Regions from separate parts of the Mus musculus genome. Here region 1 is linked to region 2. The links are chromatin loops, found by intact Hi-C in ENCODE. Cell type or tissue: heart. All regions are shown on one strand.

Region 1 (8,000 bases), 380 kb before region 2:
ACCTCTGGAGGAGCAGTCAGTGCTCTTAACCGCTGAGCCATGCCTCCAGCCCCCTGTCCCCCTTTCTTTTTTGAGACAGGATCTCTTACTATTTACTCCTGGCTGGCCTTGAACTCAGAGACTACCTGTCTCTGCCTTCCAGAACAGGTTTGAAAGGAAGCACAGATATTTCTGTGCATAGCAGTTTGTGGACCACTTTTAGTATGTGCCCCTTACTACAGACCTTGATTTGGGACTGTGTAATGCCTTGAAGCTGTTGAGTCATGGTTTTCTCTATATATACTTGCAGTGGTTTGTAATGGTTTCCACTTTGTCAGGGCCTTCAGGGAAGCACACGTGCAAGTAGGAACAAGTCACAGAAAGGTCCACGCCTGCTTAGAAAACAGCAGCTCCTTCATTCCCAAACAAAGTCAACTTGTCTTGGGAGGTGACACCTGAAAATCAAGTTGGAAGTGTGGTTTTCCATATGTCAGGCACCTACTACTACTCCTGACTACTAAGTATCACTCAGCAATGGACTTTTTCTAGGTATACTGCTAAGTTGTAAAGACCTTATCCAGCAGGCATGGGAAGTCCTGGCTTCTATACCCAGCACCACATAAAACTGGGCATTGTATTGATCACCTAGAGTCTCAGCACCCAGGAGGTGGAGAGAACATTAGGAATGCAAGGGCATTCACAGCTACTTAGGATATCTGAGGCTAGTCTGGGGGATAGGAGACTCTGTCTGCTTTTAAAAAGTGACTTTGGATTTGCACCAACACTTCTGAGTTGCCAGAGGAGTGTTGCAACCTGGAGAAGGAAGGTTGTTGCAATGTTTCAGATGGAAAGGAAATATCTCCACACATCTCAGGGAGAACCCAAGGCTACCTTCTGCAATTCTGCAGGGCTCCTGGCTCTCAGGAGGTGGAGTATGACCTAGTTTTAAAAATGATATATGCGGTATGGCATGCTGCTCTTTTGGAAGAGGAAAATGTAGATTTAAAAAAAAACTGTTGAAAATGAGTAGGAATTTCTAGTTTAATGTTTCAAGACACAACCAACATATCCATCTGAAATTCTATTTTAGGAGGCTTCGCTTTATTGGGCACTCACTTTGTACCAGGCACTGTTTTATGGACAAAGGGTGCAGTGGGCAAAGGGTGCAGTGGGGGAATTCCTGCAGTTCACATTCTACTGCCGAGAGACATTCATTAAACAACAAAAACGTATATGAGCTTTTTTTTTATTTGGGGGGGGGGGACCCAAAAAGATCAACCATGATAGGGATGCTATTTTGTGAGGTAGCAATAATAAAGATAGTAAACCTAGGTGACATTTGAGCAGAGACCTAAATCATAGAAGTCTGTCCTGGGGTTTTCTGGGTGACCCAAAGATTCTAGCTAGATGTGTCTGTAGCCGGTATAAAGCCCTGGCAGTAGAAACCTGTTTGTCTGTTTTGAAGACCAGCTAGAAGGTTGGTGTGGGTAGAGCAGAAACAGGGCATGGGAGATGGTGGTCCGGAAGCTACTTATAGAAGTTATCAAGTATCCAAAGCAAGGCAGGTCAAAGAAAGGACTTTGGAGTTGAAGATATTGGAAAGCGACTTCTGGGAGGCTTCTGATAGCAACATGACTTGCAGGAAGGATCTTCTGGCTACTGTGTATCCATCAGGCTATCTGTAGCAAAGGGGATGTGTCCATTAAAAGAGAGGGGAGGAAACCACAGGGGAGAACAAGGGCAATTTGAACCAGAGTCCTAAGGGTCCCCCAGTTGGGAGGTATTTAAACCTATTCTGAATGCAAGGCGGCATGACCTACTTAAGAAGTGGATTTGGTGGGTGAAAGAACAAGATCAATAAGGATTATCACAGTTTTTATCCTTAACATAAAAAAAAGAGCTTTTACTATTACAGTGTAGTATAGAGCAGATTTGACTTTGTGCTCAGGTATCTGTGATATATATATATCTGTCTGTATAAATTATAACTTTAGTTTTGTTTTGAGACAGGTTCTCTGTATGTAATCTTGGCTGTCTTGGAACTTGCTATATAGACCTGGGTGGCCTCAAACTCACAGAGTTCCTCTGGCTCTGCCTCCTGAGTGCTGGTATTAAGGCAAGTACCAGCACAACCAGCCAACTTCAGTTCTTGGCATACAAACTTTATTATAGATAGAGTCAGAAAGATCAGGAGTTCAAGGGCATTCCAGACTCCTAGTAAGTTCAAGGCTAACTGGAACTACAAGACAAGCTAACAAATGATTAAACCATCAGGTGCTCAGAACAGACCATCTATTACACACACAGAACAGACCATCTACTACACACTTAATATTTACTAAATTAAAAACAATGTGTAGTAAGGCAACTGGGTTAAAAAATGTCTTCTATGGATTTCTCTGTATGAGCATATTCATACTTCTATTTTATAATCATGACTCACCAGAATCCTTCACTTCTTGGTAATAGATTTGTTATTAGAGATCACCTAATTTACACATTCGGACAAAAGGCAAGGCCCAGATTAAAGAGAGAGAAATAAAAGTTCAAGGACCACGTTCATGGGAAGAGGAGACCTTGCCAGCGGAGCGGATTCTGATCACCGATCTGCATGACCTCTGGCTCTCTCAAGACCGCTGATGCTAACTTCATAATGGTAACTGACTTTGTCAAGGAGTATGTCTAAAGAATTCATTAGAAATGTGGCGAACATGGGAGTTGGACTCCATGTCATAAGCTGATAATGTAAATGTATTACTGCGATGTGTGATTTCATCTTGGTGGTGATTCCTTCAGCAATGAGATCAGATATGTCAGGCAGTGTCATAACATTTAATGTGCATCACACAGATAATGCATTTTGTTTTACAAAGGCATCCTGTTAATGGGTCTGTATAGCTAGGGACATAGTTATACTTGACAGCAAACTGTAGCACCCTCAAAGAATTTAATTTTGGTGTCTGTCTGGGGGTTGGGCTATCAAAACATATCTTCCGTTTAATTTCAGCACAACAGGCACTGACTGTGCACTTTGTCAGCCTCATAAGCAAGGAAAATGGAATGATTCCTTTTAATCAGCTGTACAGATCAAGCCAAAGACTTGCTAGGAAAAAATGTAATTAAAAATTACAAATATCTGTAGCCAACTATTGAGGTGATGTCAGCACAAAGACAGTAACTCCTTCAGGGGTTTTTCCAAAGAGGCATCAAACATGGTAGGTAGGGTAGTCGAAGCAGGGAAAATACAGCATGGAAAGGCAGGAGGGTTAAGTCTTATGTGAGTCCACACCCGGGTGTAATAAGACTGGTTCGGGTGTAATAAGACTGGTTCGAGGGTGGAGGAGGCAATTGGAGTCAACTGCAAACATCAGCCAAAAATTTGAGAGACCAGGCACGGTTGGCTGCTTACCGTATAAGTAAACCAAGCAGCTCACAACTGACAACTGTGGAAGAGTGAGCCAACATGACAGAAAAAAAGCGTTTAAGTTTTGTTTGCAGTCGCTTCCACCAGTACGCATTATAAACAGATGCCACCGAGGGCAGAATTTTACATTTACCACCCCTCAACATTCTCTATTGCCTGTCAACGGGTTGCTTGAATACTTTTCATGTACAAGTTAAAAAAAAAAATTCAAGGAGCATATGCCTTTAATCCCAGCTTTTGAAAAAAAGGCAGAGGATGAGTTTTTCGAGGTCAGCCTGGTCTACAGAGCGTGTCTCAGGACAGCCAGGAATACACAGAGAAACCTTGCCTCAAAAAACCCAAAAAGTCAAGACATACTATTAAAAAGTCTTTTGGGGGCGAAGGGAGAACCCAAGGAATACAATGCACATTAATTACTACCGTTGAAAGATTAGTACAGAAGTGTTTTCCATCATCCTCTTGTCTCTGGACCTGTAAACCTTAAGCCAACGAAACAAAACAACCCCTGCCCACGTGTTTTAAACGGATGAAATAATGCCTTTAAAAGTGCTTAGCGCAGTGTCTGGCTTATAGGAACCACTCAACAAATTACGGTTATCATTTTGACTTCCGAGCTCTGAACCATTCGGGATTCGGGTTCTCATTTTCAGGGGATGGAACGGACGAGCCACAGATGGTCTCTGGGGCTGCTGCCAGCTCCGACAGTCTCCGGTTTCAAGCAGGAACCAACTCAGTATTGCCAAACAAACCAAGGGAACGGTCCATGCGACCAGGCGGGGCCGTCCGACCGCGAGTCTCCGCACAGACGCCTAGGGCGGGGCTGAACCCGAGCCCGAGCCCGAGTCGGAGCCGGAGCCAGAGTCCGGTTCTGGGTCTCACACCCGCCCGCGATGAGCTTTGGGGAGGGTAGGCGGCCAGGGCAAAACTCCAGCGATAGCTTAGCCCAGCCCGGCCGGGCCCTGCCCACCTTTGCCGGCGCCCACCACACCCCTTCCGGCCGGGGCCCCGCCCCAAACAATGACCACGCCCCTCCGGGCCCTGTCCCGTTTCAGGCCCCGCCTCCAGCCCCGCCCCACCGCGAGCCGGGCGCTTAGTTCTTTCAGCCCGCGGGCGGCCACGTCCTCCCCCGACGCTCTGAGGTCACCGACCGGGCTGGCCGGCAGGGGGCGGAGGGACGGAGGGAAGATGGCTGCCGAGGCCGGATATTGGCGCCGCCTCCCCCAGTCGCGGAGCCGGCGCAGATGAGGCGGTTCGGCTGGGGCCAGCGGCGCTTCGCAACCCGAGCCGGGGAGACCCTGGCGGTGGGGCCTGGCCCTGCTCTATGCCGGCGCCTCGGCTAGCGTGAGCGGTGGCGGTAACGCCTCTCTTTCCCCCCGACCCCGCGCTTCCCCTGCGGCTTGGGGAGTCGGAGCGGGCGGCGCGGCCGGCATGGAGGACGTTAACTCCAATGTGAACGCGGACCAGGAGGTGCGGAAGCTGCAGGAGCTGGTGAAGAAGCTGGAGAAGCAGAACGAGCAGCTGAGGAGCCGCTCGGGAGCCGTGCAGGGTGCAGGCCTCCTCGGGCCCGGCAGCCCAGCTCGGGTCGGCGTGTCCACCCCTTCGTCGGGCGCGGCGTCCCCTCGGGGCTTCCCGCTGGGCCTGGGCGCCAAGGCCAGCGGCGGGGCGGGCTCCGGCCCGCGACGGACCAGCAGCGAGGACCTGCGGGACGCCACCTCCTTGCTGGCGGCCGGCGAGGGAGGCTTGCTGGACGAGGTAGAGCCGCTGCGGCCCGACGAGCTGGAGCGCTTGTCAGGCTGGGAGGAGGAAGAGGAGAGCTGGTGAGCGCGGGGCGCTGGGCCCGGTGGGCCTGCGGGGCGGAGGGGTGTCCCTGGGGGAAAGCAGGGTGGGCTCGGCTTGTGGTGGGGACGCTGGCTTTTGCCTGTTTCTGCTGCGGGCGGGCAGGTCCGCTGGAGTTGGGGGGTTTCGAGGCGTGCCTTGGAAACGGGTTTGTAGCTAGTTCTCTGGGTCGTGGAACCTCTGGGTGCAGGACCCAACTGGACCCAGATGGGATCTGTGGCTTGGCACAGTCCCCCGTGGGCCCGCACGCTCAGAGCACTCAGAGGGTACCAAGCTGCTTCGTAGGAAGGGATCCTGCTTTGTGTGAAAGACGGGCTTTCGGATGGTGGTCTGAGCGGTTTGGATTGTAGGGAGGGGTCTGCTTCAAGAGGTAACAACCAGGTGCGGGGACATAGAGAGTAGCTACTAGCAGGCAGTGCTTTGGACCGGAGTGAGATGGGGATGTTTGTGGGGAGGCCGGGTGGACGTCACTCCCCTTTGGGTAGTGGGGGGAGTAAAGCTTTGCTTTGTGTGAGGAGGGCAGTGGAGAGGGATGGGGCTGCTTTGTGTGAAGTCGGTGGTGGATCGGGGAACCCTGAATTTTATATTGGAAAACAAGAATTGCATACGACATAATTTCGGAGCCGTGAAGCAATAGTTAGTTATCCAAGCTGACTATCATTTCCGTGCCTGCCATCCTGGAGGCAGAGAAAGGGTCCTAGTTAAAAATCTAGACCAAAGCCGGAGTTATCACGAGGCACCTCTTGACGAGCTGAGGTGACCCCACACCTTAAAGTCACACTTTTCGGTAGGCCATGAGAAGCTTTCCCTCGAGTTTTATTTTTGATTAAAAAAACACCTGCTGGAAATATCCTCATAATTCATCCGTTCTTGAAGTCCTAACTTTTAGCTAGAACGTTTATGCTGTTGACATTAAAACTTCTCTGAAGTCGAAACCTCTCGTGGACTGGTATCCAGGCCTCTAACTTTGAAGAATTCTAAGCACTGCCTGGATGCAGGCCCTAGATTTGCCACTTTAAAGGTTTCTGACCTTGGAGAAGTTACTTTGAGCGTCACTTTTTTCCTCAGAGGAAAATTATCATTCTTGTGTAGAGTTCTGAAGGTTAAGTCAGATAATCCACATGTACTTTTAGCAGTGGGTGGCTTGGCATACAATAAATTCTCCAGGACTGGGCACTGGTAGCCTTAAGCCTGGCTATTTAAATCAACACTATTTTGTGAGTTCACATGTGATCCCTGCTGTGGGAGAGTCTAAAGATTCTTAAGTGCTGATGCCTGTGTGTGAGGCCCTGGCAGTCCTAGTGAGAGCTAAGTCTTGGGCAGTTAAACAAGATAGAATGTATACACCGTGAGGTGAGAGGAGAGCTACAGAACAGGAATGCTGATTGTGCAGACGCTAGCGCCTTGGTCCAGATCCTGGGGCAAACTCAGGAGAAGGTAGAAGTCGGAGAGTGGCATCTAGGAACAGTCCAGCATTTTACGTTAAAAACTACAAGAAGTACTGGTAACTTGTGTGTAGGACCATATGAATGACAGGCATTGCTTCTTATGTCATTGCCAAGAGATACCAGGCATTAGTAGAACTGAGTAGTTAGACGGTTCATGTCAGCCACCCTGTCCTCTGAAGGGATCCTGTGCAGGTATGCACTTTGAAAGCATCCAGAGTCATCCAAGTATCATCAGAGCCCTTCCAAGTGACGAGGAGATGAATGCTCATGGTAATGAGGATTGGCTGCACTCATCAGCCCATTTTAGATGGACTGGTGGAGCACATTGACTCCCCCAGGCACCAAGCAAGTCTTTAGCTGCTTTGGTTTCTGAGCATGGCTTTGTCAAGGTAAAGCAAGTCCCTTAGGTAAGCATGCCAGGAGTTTGTTTTGACCACAGGGTTCCTGCTTACTATTTCACCCGGTTTCCTGTCTTGGTGCTATAGTTATCTTATGCTTTTTCCTGTAAAGGCTTATGGGTATTAAAATCTGGGCCTGAGTTGGATTTTAACTGTGATAGGTCAGGGGAGAGTTAAAGTAATCAGAGTTAAAGTGCCTTGGGTGTGTCTGAGTAGTAGGAGGGTGTGGCTGTCAGTGGCTGGGAGAGTTCATAGTAAAGTTTGCTTTCTCAGCAAGCCAGAAACCTACCTTCCATAGCTGGTTTCTGTTGCATATCATTTTCATCTAGAGAAATTGTTGCCCCTAGTCTATGCCACAAAATGTAGAAGGTGCTAAGTAGTAGCACTATATGGAAAAGTAACTGGCTTCTGGTATAAATTTCAGGGATTACCAAAAGTAACAGGTTTCTTTCATGCTAGGCTCCTTGGAAATGCAGATCTGTGTTGGCCATAATAAATTCTCCAGGGATTGTGCTTGTTTCCTAAACTTAATTGAGTTCCCAAGGAGCTAGTTACCATCTCCTAGAACACACTTAGGCAGTAGTGGAGGATAGCCCCGAGGGCTCAGCCTCATGATACAAAGTGCACAACCTACGTATGAATAACAGGGGATACTTTACTGTGAGTGGTGCGCTTTAATACTTTCTATTCTGTTGTATTTTGTTATGAGGAAAATACTAGCTACTACTAGCCTGACTTAGAGACCCGCAGATGGGTTGCAACTTTCAGTCTGAAAAACCGTTGCTCTCAAATAACTCAGAAAAGTCCAGGAAAGAGAATGAAGAGGATTGGGTACTACTGCATTAAGTGATATGGGGTGTGTGGGATTAAAACAGTTTTGCCTTTAATTAGACTTAACTTATATATTTATGAGGT
Region 2 (8,000 bases):
ATGTAGCTCTTGCATAGAATGCATAACACCCTATGATGAATCTCCAGCACGAACAAACAAAAGAGAAATTAAAAAAACATGTAAGACAGGTGTGATCATACATGCCTATACATGCCCATAATCTCAGCATGTGAGAATTGGAAGTAGGAGGACTAGGAGTTCAAGGCTAGCCTTGGTTACATCATGATTTTTTTGCTAGCTGAGGCTATGTGAGACTCCACCTCGAAAATCAAAACAACAATAACACATGAAATAAAAATGAGGAACTCACAAATGATTACTTAGATATTGACAGTGGACTTGAATTTTAAACATTGTTAAGCTTTGTGCATACATACATCTTAAAGTTCCAGGCACACAAACTGAGTGAGATCCATGCTCTTACAAGTTAGCATTAGGACATGAATAATTCACTTGGTGGTTCTCATTTCATAGTCGGGTTTCTGTGGACTGGGATGGACCCAGATGCAAAATCCAAACTCAGCTTCATGCAGCTGCACTCTGGCTCTCCTCATTCATTTAACAGCTTCCGGGAGGTTCTATAAGTGACAGTAGAAGAGACACAGCAGATGTGTATCACAGCTCCAGAAGTCTAGAGTGGAGAGATGGGTCTGTAGCAGATTGACAGTTTAAGGCCTGCAGGTGGGGCCACCTCCTGGGGATGCAATGTCTTCTCCTTTCCTCTCCCAGCTTTTGTCTGAAAATCAAACTGTCCTATTGGAAGCACGGCTGTGGTGGTTGGACATGCTTGGCCCAGGGAGCAGCACTATTTGGAGGTGTAGCCTTGTTGGAGGAATTGTGTCACTGTGAGGGTGCGCTTTAAGAGCTTCCTCCTAACTACTTGAATGCCTTCTTCTCCTGTTTGCCTTTGGTATAAGAGGTTGAATTCTCACCTCCTCCTGCACCATGCCTGCCTGGCAGCTGCCATGCTTCTGCCTTGATGATAATGGCTGAACTTCTGAACTTGTAAGCCAGCCCCAATTAAATGTTGTCCTTATAAGAGTTGCCTTGGTCATGACGTCTGTTCACAGCAGTAAAACTCTAAGACAACTGTTATTCAGAAATCTTTCTTTTCAAATACATATTACAGTGAAAACAATCCTCTGAAATCCAGACTCTCTTAGATGTGGAAGAAAGTCTCTTTCACTAAGACTTGAATAAGAGCTGTGTCTTTGTGGTTATAACAAAGTGGACAGATTCATATTTGACCACAACACCCAACACACTGACGTTGAAATAAAAACCAAGGAATATCAACAAACAATCGACGAAAACTGAGATGTTTTTAAAATAAGAAGGCTTACATTGTCTTTTAGAAATGGCTTCTTCTTAGAACACTTACATATGTGCAGTATCCGTGCCCGTGTGCACTTGAGTTCACGAGTGTGAAGGTGCCCTCACAGCCACAGCCACATGTGACTCTAGGTAACTCTGTATCCCGCAAGCTGTTGCTCCAGCTTCCTGATTAATAGTGTTTAAGCGCAGTCTCATTCCTCAGTGGCTCTCTCCAACAGAAATGGTAAATGCAAGGACCATCGAATATTTAAAATGGCAGTTTGCCAACGTTTAGAAACTCAAAAGTCTTTTTCCTTATCAGCAGGCATAAGTATTATGAAAACCCAAAGGAACCATGAATCTATATGAATTCTATATTTCAAGAATGGCACAATAATAAGGGGGGCTGTACACTGCATTGCTAGAGCAACCCACCCCAGCTATACTGAGTCAGATATGGAATCAGTGTGAAGCCTGAGCTTTGGGTTCTCTTGGACAGTTTTTGCAGCTGCAGCAGCGCCTTCCATGAAGCTCTCTCTTGCTTCTACAAGAAAGTCAGTTGTTGGCTTCAGGTAGCATTTTGTCTAAGCTCCATCCCACAGTTACTTGGCAATAGCCAGGTATGCTCCACCCCACGGTTACTCGCTGTAAATCTTTTTCCTTTTTAGCTGCTCTCAAAAAGTTGCTGGAAATACAGACACAGGGGTCTGTCCAACGTCTGGGTGAGCGCACAGAACCTTGTAGGTTGACTGGGATACGGTCATGAAGTACCTGTCTACCTTCTATTTCCTCCCTCACCTTCTCCTCCCGCCATTTTCAATCCCTTCTCTTTGCCTGCAGTTTATGTTTGTGAACAAAGCCAAGTCTGTACAGGTTTATAAAACAAAAGCTACCCTTCACTGAGTTCTCATATTTTCCCTTAACTACCATTTAGATATGCCTTCTTCAAAGAGCTAAACTTCTGGAAAGACTAATCAATACTTTTCCACACATTGGCACTGGCTGTTCTTTTCCTAGTACATTATAATCTGGATTTATTTTGCCCTACCCTATAATCTAGATTTGAATGAAATAATACTTGGAAACGTTATAAATAACCTTACTGATGCAGTTAGTAGCTGACTCACAGTCCTTATGAACATTTGGTTTGACCACATTCTCCTTTCGGGGATAGTCTTTGACTCTGGCTTCTATGACATTGCATTTTTTTGAACAATACAGACCTCCTAGCCTCATTAGTAGGCAAATAAAAACCAGATTTTGCATTAGTATAGAGCTCTCACTCAAAAGGACTTCTAATTCTTTTCTTTCTCTCCTTTCTTTCTTGCTTTCTTCCTTTCTTTCTCCCAGAAAAAGAACACAAAATGCATAATTTGCCAAAAGCATGTAAATAGTAGACCTCTGTCTTGTAATTGCATAGTCTATGAACTTTATAGTGATTTCTTTCTAATGATTTCTAAGAACTGATAAGGCAAAATACTTACCCTCATAGAACACAACTGCAGATACATTGAATAATTGTTATTTTTAAACGATGAAGAATATAGAGAAAAACACCCAAAGTCAAGCTCTGGCCTCTAAACATGTATGTACAGGTAAGTGTGCCCTTCCACATACATAGGCAGGACACACACACACACACACACACACACACACACACACACAAGTGCAACAATAATAATTGCAATTTTAAATCTTAAAAATCCATCCAGCACTGAGGAGATGACTTAGCAAGTCACACAAGTCTTTTTTGTTTGTTTGTTTTGTTTTGTTTTTTGTTTTTTCCAGTCAGGGTTTCTCATGTAACCCTGGCTGTCCTAGAACTCACTCTGTAGACTAGGGTGGCCTTGACCTCAGAAATCCACCTGCCTCTGCCTCCCAAGTGCTGGGATCAAAGTTGTGCGCCACCACTGCCTGGCAGTCACACAAGTCTTACAGCCTGAGTTTGATCCCCTGATCCCAAGGTGGAAAGAGAGAACCAACCCTGGAAAAATCTCCTTTGACCTCCACAGAGTGCTGTAACACACACACACTAATACAAATTAAAATTAAAAAAAGAGTGCAGCTAAAAAGGGAAACTTTGATGTCACTGAAGTCAAGAAGAAATTCATTAGATTGCTTGAATTTTTATGAATTAAGGAATACTCTGACATATTCCTTTAATAATGGTTTCACAGTAATGTCTAACAGGCTAACAGGGCTGGTGCTATACCTTGGAAACTAAGGACACTTACTGTCCTTCAGATTATCTGGGTTCAATTTCCTACACCCTCATCAGGTAGCTTACATCTGCCCGTAACTCCAGTTCCTGTACCTGTGGGGGTATACATGGTACACATAGACTCATGCAGCCACACACAGAAATAAAAATAAATAAATACTTAAAAACAAATAAAGTGACTTCTGAAAAACAAAAGTAATATCTAACAGGTAAAGCTGGGCTGATACCGCCTTGGCTATTTGCTCAATGAAGATATTTGAAAGAGTGCTTGTTAAAGACTCTTCCAGGGATGTCTCTATTCCTCTCAAAGAACAATGGCAAATGGAAGGAATAATTCCATCAAGTCATGCTTGGTGAACTAATGAGCTTAATTAAAGTTACTTTCCAAATCATGGGCAGCTTGCCAGCTATGCCTCTTAATACATCTTTCTCCCAAGCATATATGCTCAATTTTGTACCTTTGAGAAAAGGATGTGCCTCTGAGCTCTTGACTCTTCAGGAGGGCATGTTCGTGGAAGCAATCTTTTGAGGGTCTCCAGTGGGTACACCACAGCTGCTCTGATCACAAGGATGGAACCCAAGGCTTTCACAGCTGAGCTTAAAGTTCCGTGATTTCTGGTGATCCCCACGTTCCTGGTGCCATAGCAAGGGTCTAAGATGGTTAACAAATCCTATCGCCTTTCTCCATTGGATGGGCATCAGCTTCCAGGAAGGCTTTGGAGCTCACCCAAGTTATGTTTGAGTTCGTCCTTAGTGTGGGGTTCAGGAGCCATAGAGGTCTAGCCATGACTCCGGATTCATGTTTTACATGACTTTCTCTCTTAAATAAGCATACAGACAAGTTCGTGGATGCCATAGAACCAGTGAAAAACATATGAAATGAGGAATGGTGGGAAGTCTGACAATTATAGGAGTTCATAACTTCGTGGGCTGGAGCTATCAGAGGTATCAACGATATACTTTCAGGACTTGGTTCAGTATACGCACTCAGTAAACATGCCTAGGATCAGTGTAAGAAATGAATAGTTGGTGGTTAGGAGTGGCAGCCTGAGCTCTGACGAAAAGTTGGTCTCCTAGCATTAAAATATAGTCTCCTGGTAATACAGCCCCAGAGCCTAAACTCCTTTTCAGACTTGTTTTAACCCAAAACTGTGAAACACACATTATTTCTGTTATTCAGATGAGTAAATTCTGAGTCTCCGAGTTGGAGTGTATCCTGACTCTAGTGTTAGAATCAATCGGACACTAGACTGGAGGTTCTGACAGTTAACTTAAGAGTTCACGCTTAAAATTCACTACCTAGCCTAGAGGCTTAAAGCATAAGAAAATTTCTGTAAATCTTAAAATTAGGGAAGTCCAAGGAAAGTCATGGGATAAGGAGGGGACTTGAGGATGGAGGGGTTCCAAAATGTCCCTACTGGCTTGTCACTGAACAGTCTCTGGGGTATGTCACAAGAGCATCGAACCTAGAGGCAGAGCTGAGCTGCAGGCCTTAACTCGCGCAGCCGCAGTGCAGCTCTGGAGCGCCGCGGCCTGGGGCGGGGTGGGGGGCGGTGAAAGGGGCGGGACTAGTTGGACGGGGCGTGATCGACATCCGTGAGTATTGAGAAACTGGCCCGCCGCTGTTTCCCAGCGCTGTCCTGACGTCATTTCCCGTCAAGGGTACTGCTTCCGGGTGTCGGCCTGCTGGCGCTCGTGTGTGGGTGACATCTTGGCGATCGCTTGGAAGCTGCCCTCTTTCCCCTCCCCGCTTCCCGCGTTGTCCGCTGTGCCTGTCTCTGGGGTCCTCTCCCGGCCTCTACCCCGGGTCCTGCTCCCAGCGTTGCCGCCTCCATCGTGAGGTGGGTGTGGTGGCGCGGCTTTCCGCCAGTCTCCCACCCTCGCCCGCAGCCGCCATTTTCCTGCCCGGAGGTGTCCGGTCGCACTGCGGGCCTGGGCTCTGCTGCAGCGCCGGTGACTCGGGCACCGGGAGACCTGCATGGAGGGGTGGGGAAAGCCGCGATGGCCGAGGTGGGGTGGCAGGTCAGGGACAGGAGTGCTGGCGTCCGCGGCTACTGCCTCGCTTGAGCCTTGTTCTTTATGATTACAGCTTTGAGCTGTAGTGATCAGACAGGTCGCACTGCCCTCCAGCCTCCCTGGGGACGAGATTTTCTTTCTTTCTTTTTTTTTTTTTTTCTTTTTTGGTAGGGTTTTGCAGTTTGAGAAGCTTCCTCTGAATGCTTCATCTGTCCAAGAGTTCAGTTTACCTTTTCTGAAACCTTTTTCTTTGAAGGGATATAGGTATGCAATAGGTGATGATTTTAGTGACTAAACGAATTACAGAAAGGTGCTTTGCTGTTGGCATCCAGTAAGTCATACTGCGATGCGTTTGTTTCAGCGAAGACGTACTCCTTATTTTGTCTGAAATGCTGAGGTCTAAGTTTAAAGGAAGGCGAAAGAATATATTTGCTCTTGGATTTTAAAATTTATTTAAGATGTTTGAAGATTACTTGGGCTGGTACAGGGAAGTTTGCCATTAGCGTAGCTACCTGCAGAAAATGTGACGTCATTATTTTTTGACTGCTGAGTTAGGGGATACAATGCAGTTTCGTTTTAATTGGAAACCTAGAAGTGACTTGAGGTTTTTCCCTAATCATTTGGATATGGTTGTAGTTTTTGTTTTGTTTTTGAGTCAAGGTACAGAATAATGTGAAATAACATAACCTAGCCTTAGAAGGGAATTTTTTTCCATTGTTTTGATGTACCCGTTTTTCAATCAAAGGGTCGAATGTGAATAATTAGTTCAGATATGTTTATGACCCTTTTTCATTCAGTTATTTTTTTATGTCAGGTAGTTGAAATGTAAAAGTCGGGGCCTGAAGAGATAACTCAGCAGGTAAGAGCACTGGCCCTTGCAGAGTTTCCAGTACCCACATGTCCTATCACAGTATCACAACCATCTGGAACTCCCAGTTCCTGGGGATCAGGTGTCATCTGATCTCAGGCACCAGGCATGTTAGTGTATACAAGCAAAGCACCATGCACGTAAAATACAACTAACTGTAAAAATGTTTAATGTTCAGTAAATATTTGTTGATTTACAGGTAGACTGGTTAGGGGGGTTTATTCTGATACTTTGTAATATTTGGATATAAATGTTTCTGATACAGGAACTATGAATGGGAGGGCTGATTTTCGAGAACCGAATGCACAAGTGTCAAGACCTATTCCCGGTAACTTTTTAAAAAATATTTATTTATTTATTATATGTAAGTATACTGTAGCTGTCTTCAGACACACCAGAAGAGGGCATCAGATCTCATTATGGGTGGTTGTGAGCCACCATGTGGTTTCTGGGATTTGAACTCAGAACCTTTGGAAGAGCAGTCAGTGCTCTTAACTGCTGAGCCATCTCTCCAGCCCCTCCTGGTAACTTCCATATTAAGTATTTATAATTTGTAACACTTTCTGGGTAAGGACATTTTATTTGCCTGAGTAACAGAAATCGGGCTGGTCTTATGGGTGTGACATAGTCACACACGCAGCTTAAATATTCTCTTGTTACTGTCTCTAAATTTCTTATTATCTGAACAGGGGTGGGGGTTTGTTTTACATATTTTCATTTAGCACCGTGTCTTGCCTGTCTGACTAGTGGGTAGTAAGAATAAATTCTGTAGGAAGTCAAAATTGATTTTAAAAATAAGTGACAAGCCAGTTGTCTTAGTTTTATTTTTTAAATGTTCTTGTTATTAGTAGACAAAGCTAACTTTTTAGGCTTTTGAGAAAATGACTTCCAATCTTTCTTTAAAAGACATAGGAGGCGGTTATATTCCGACAGAGGAGGAGTGGAGACTCTTTGCAGAGTGCCATGAAGAGTGCTTCTGGTTCAGATGTGAGTTATCCTGTCTAAGAACTGTTTTAAAGAATGTTCTTGGGTGGTTCTGTGGTACCTGTGTATGTGCATGTGCAGAGGGAAGAAGGCAGTGAGAAATGGTCTCTCTGTGTAGCCTTGGCTGTGCTCGAACTCGATCTGTAGACCAGGCTGGCCTCAGCTCACAGAGATCCTTTGCCTCTTGAATGTTGGGATTAAAGGCGTGCGTCTCCACCAACACCTGGTCCATCTTTCTCACTGAACCTGGAGTTTCCATCATTTGGCTAAATTGGCCAGCCATGAGCCCGCAGGATCTTCCGTCTCTGCCTCCTTAGATGTGTATTGGTGATCAGAACTCAGAGCCTAGTGTTTGCAGTTCATGCACATTACCACTGAGCCATCGCTCCAGCTCTGGCTCATCATTTTTTCTAATTAGCATAATTCCATCCAAAACCTTCACTTACAAACTTGACCTAAATGCATGTTTGAAAGTATAATTTATAGACTATATTGGGACACTTTTGGGATATTGTGGTTATTACTAATAGAGATTAAGGAAATTGTCAGTAGTAATAGCATGAAAATAGGTTAGTAAAGTTCTCTCCCTTTAGAGATGAAGGAACTAAGACTTAGAGGTGTTAAATGTGTCTACTT

The links. Hi-C counts contacts between places; a loop is a spot of excess contacts. Peaks named below come from ENCODE experiments on the same cell type or tissue, not always from the same donor. Only the 100,000 strongest peaks of a DNase experiment are listed, where the experiment ranks them.
Region 1: it touches region 2 in a loop (2.1-fold over the local background); 1 of 42 quality-filtered maps calls a loop at or near these places.

What each region holds. Positions count from the first base shown.
Region 1 is chr5:72,909,794-72,917,793 of GRCm38, forward strand. Slain2 (SLAIN motif family, member 2) reads left to right here and starts at 4,569. Exons shown (of 8, transcript NM_001113423.2): 1 at 4,569-5,220. The coding sequence starts at 4,832. In heart, CTCF peaks have their summits at 4,567 (motif pointing right) and 4,798; DNase peaks (open chromatin) are centred at 4,438 and 5,638; H3K4me3 peaks cover 3,993 bases; H3K27ac peaks cover 4,010 bases.
Region 2 is chr5:73,287,640-73,295,639 of GRCm38, forward strand. It overlaps Ociad1 (OCIA domain containing 1), which reads left to right and starts at 5,155. Exons shown (of 9, transcript NM_023429.4): 1 at 5,155-5,337; 2 at 6,646-6,708; 3 at 7,287-7,367. The coding sequence starts at 6,651. In heart, CTCF peaks have their summits at 4,939 and 6,758 (motif pointing right); a DNase peak (open chromatin) is centred at 5,142; H3K4me3 peaks cover 1,858 bases; H3K27ac peaks cover 1,826 bases.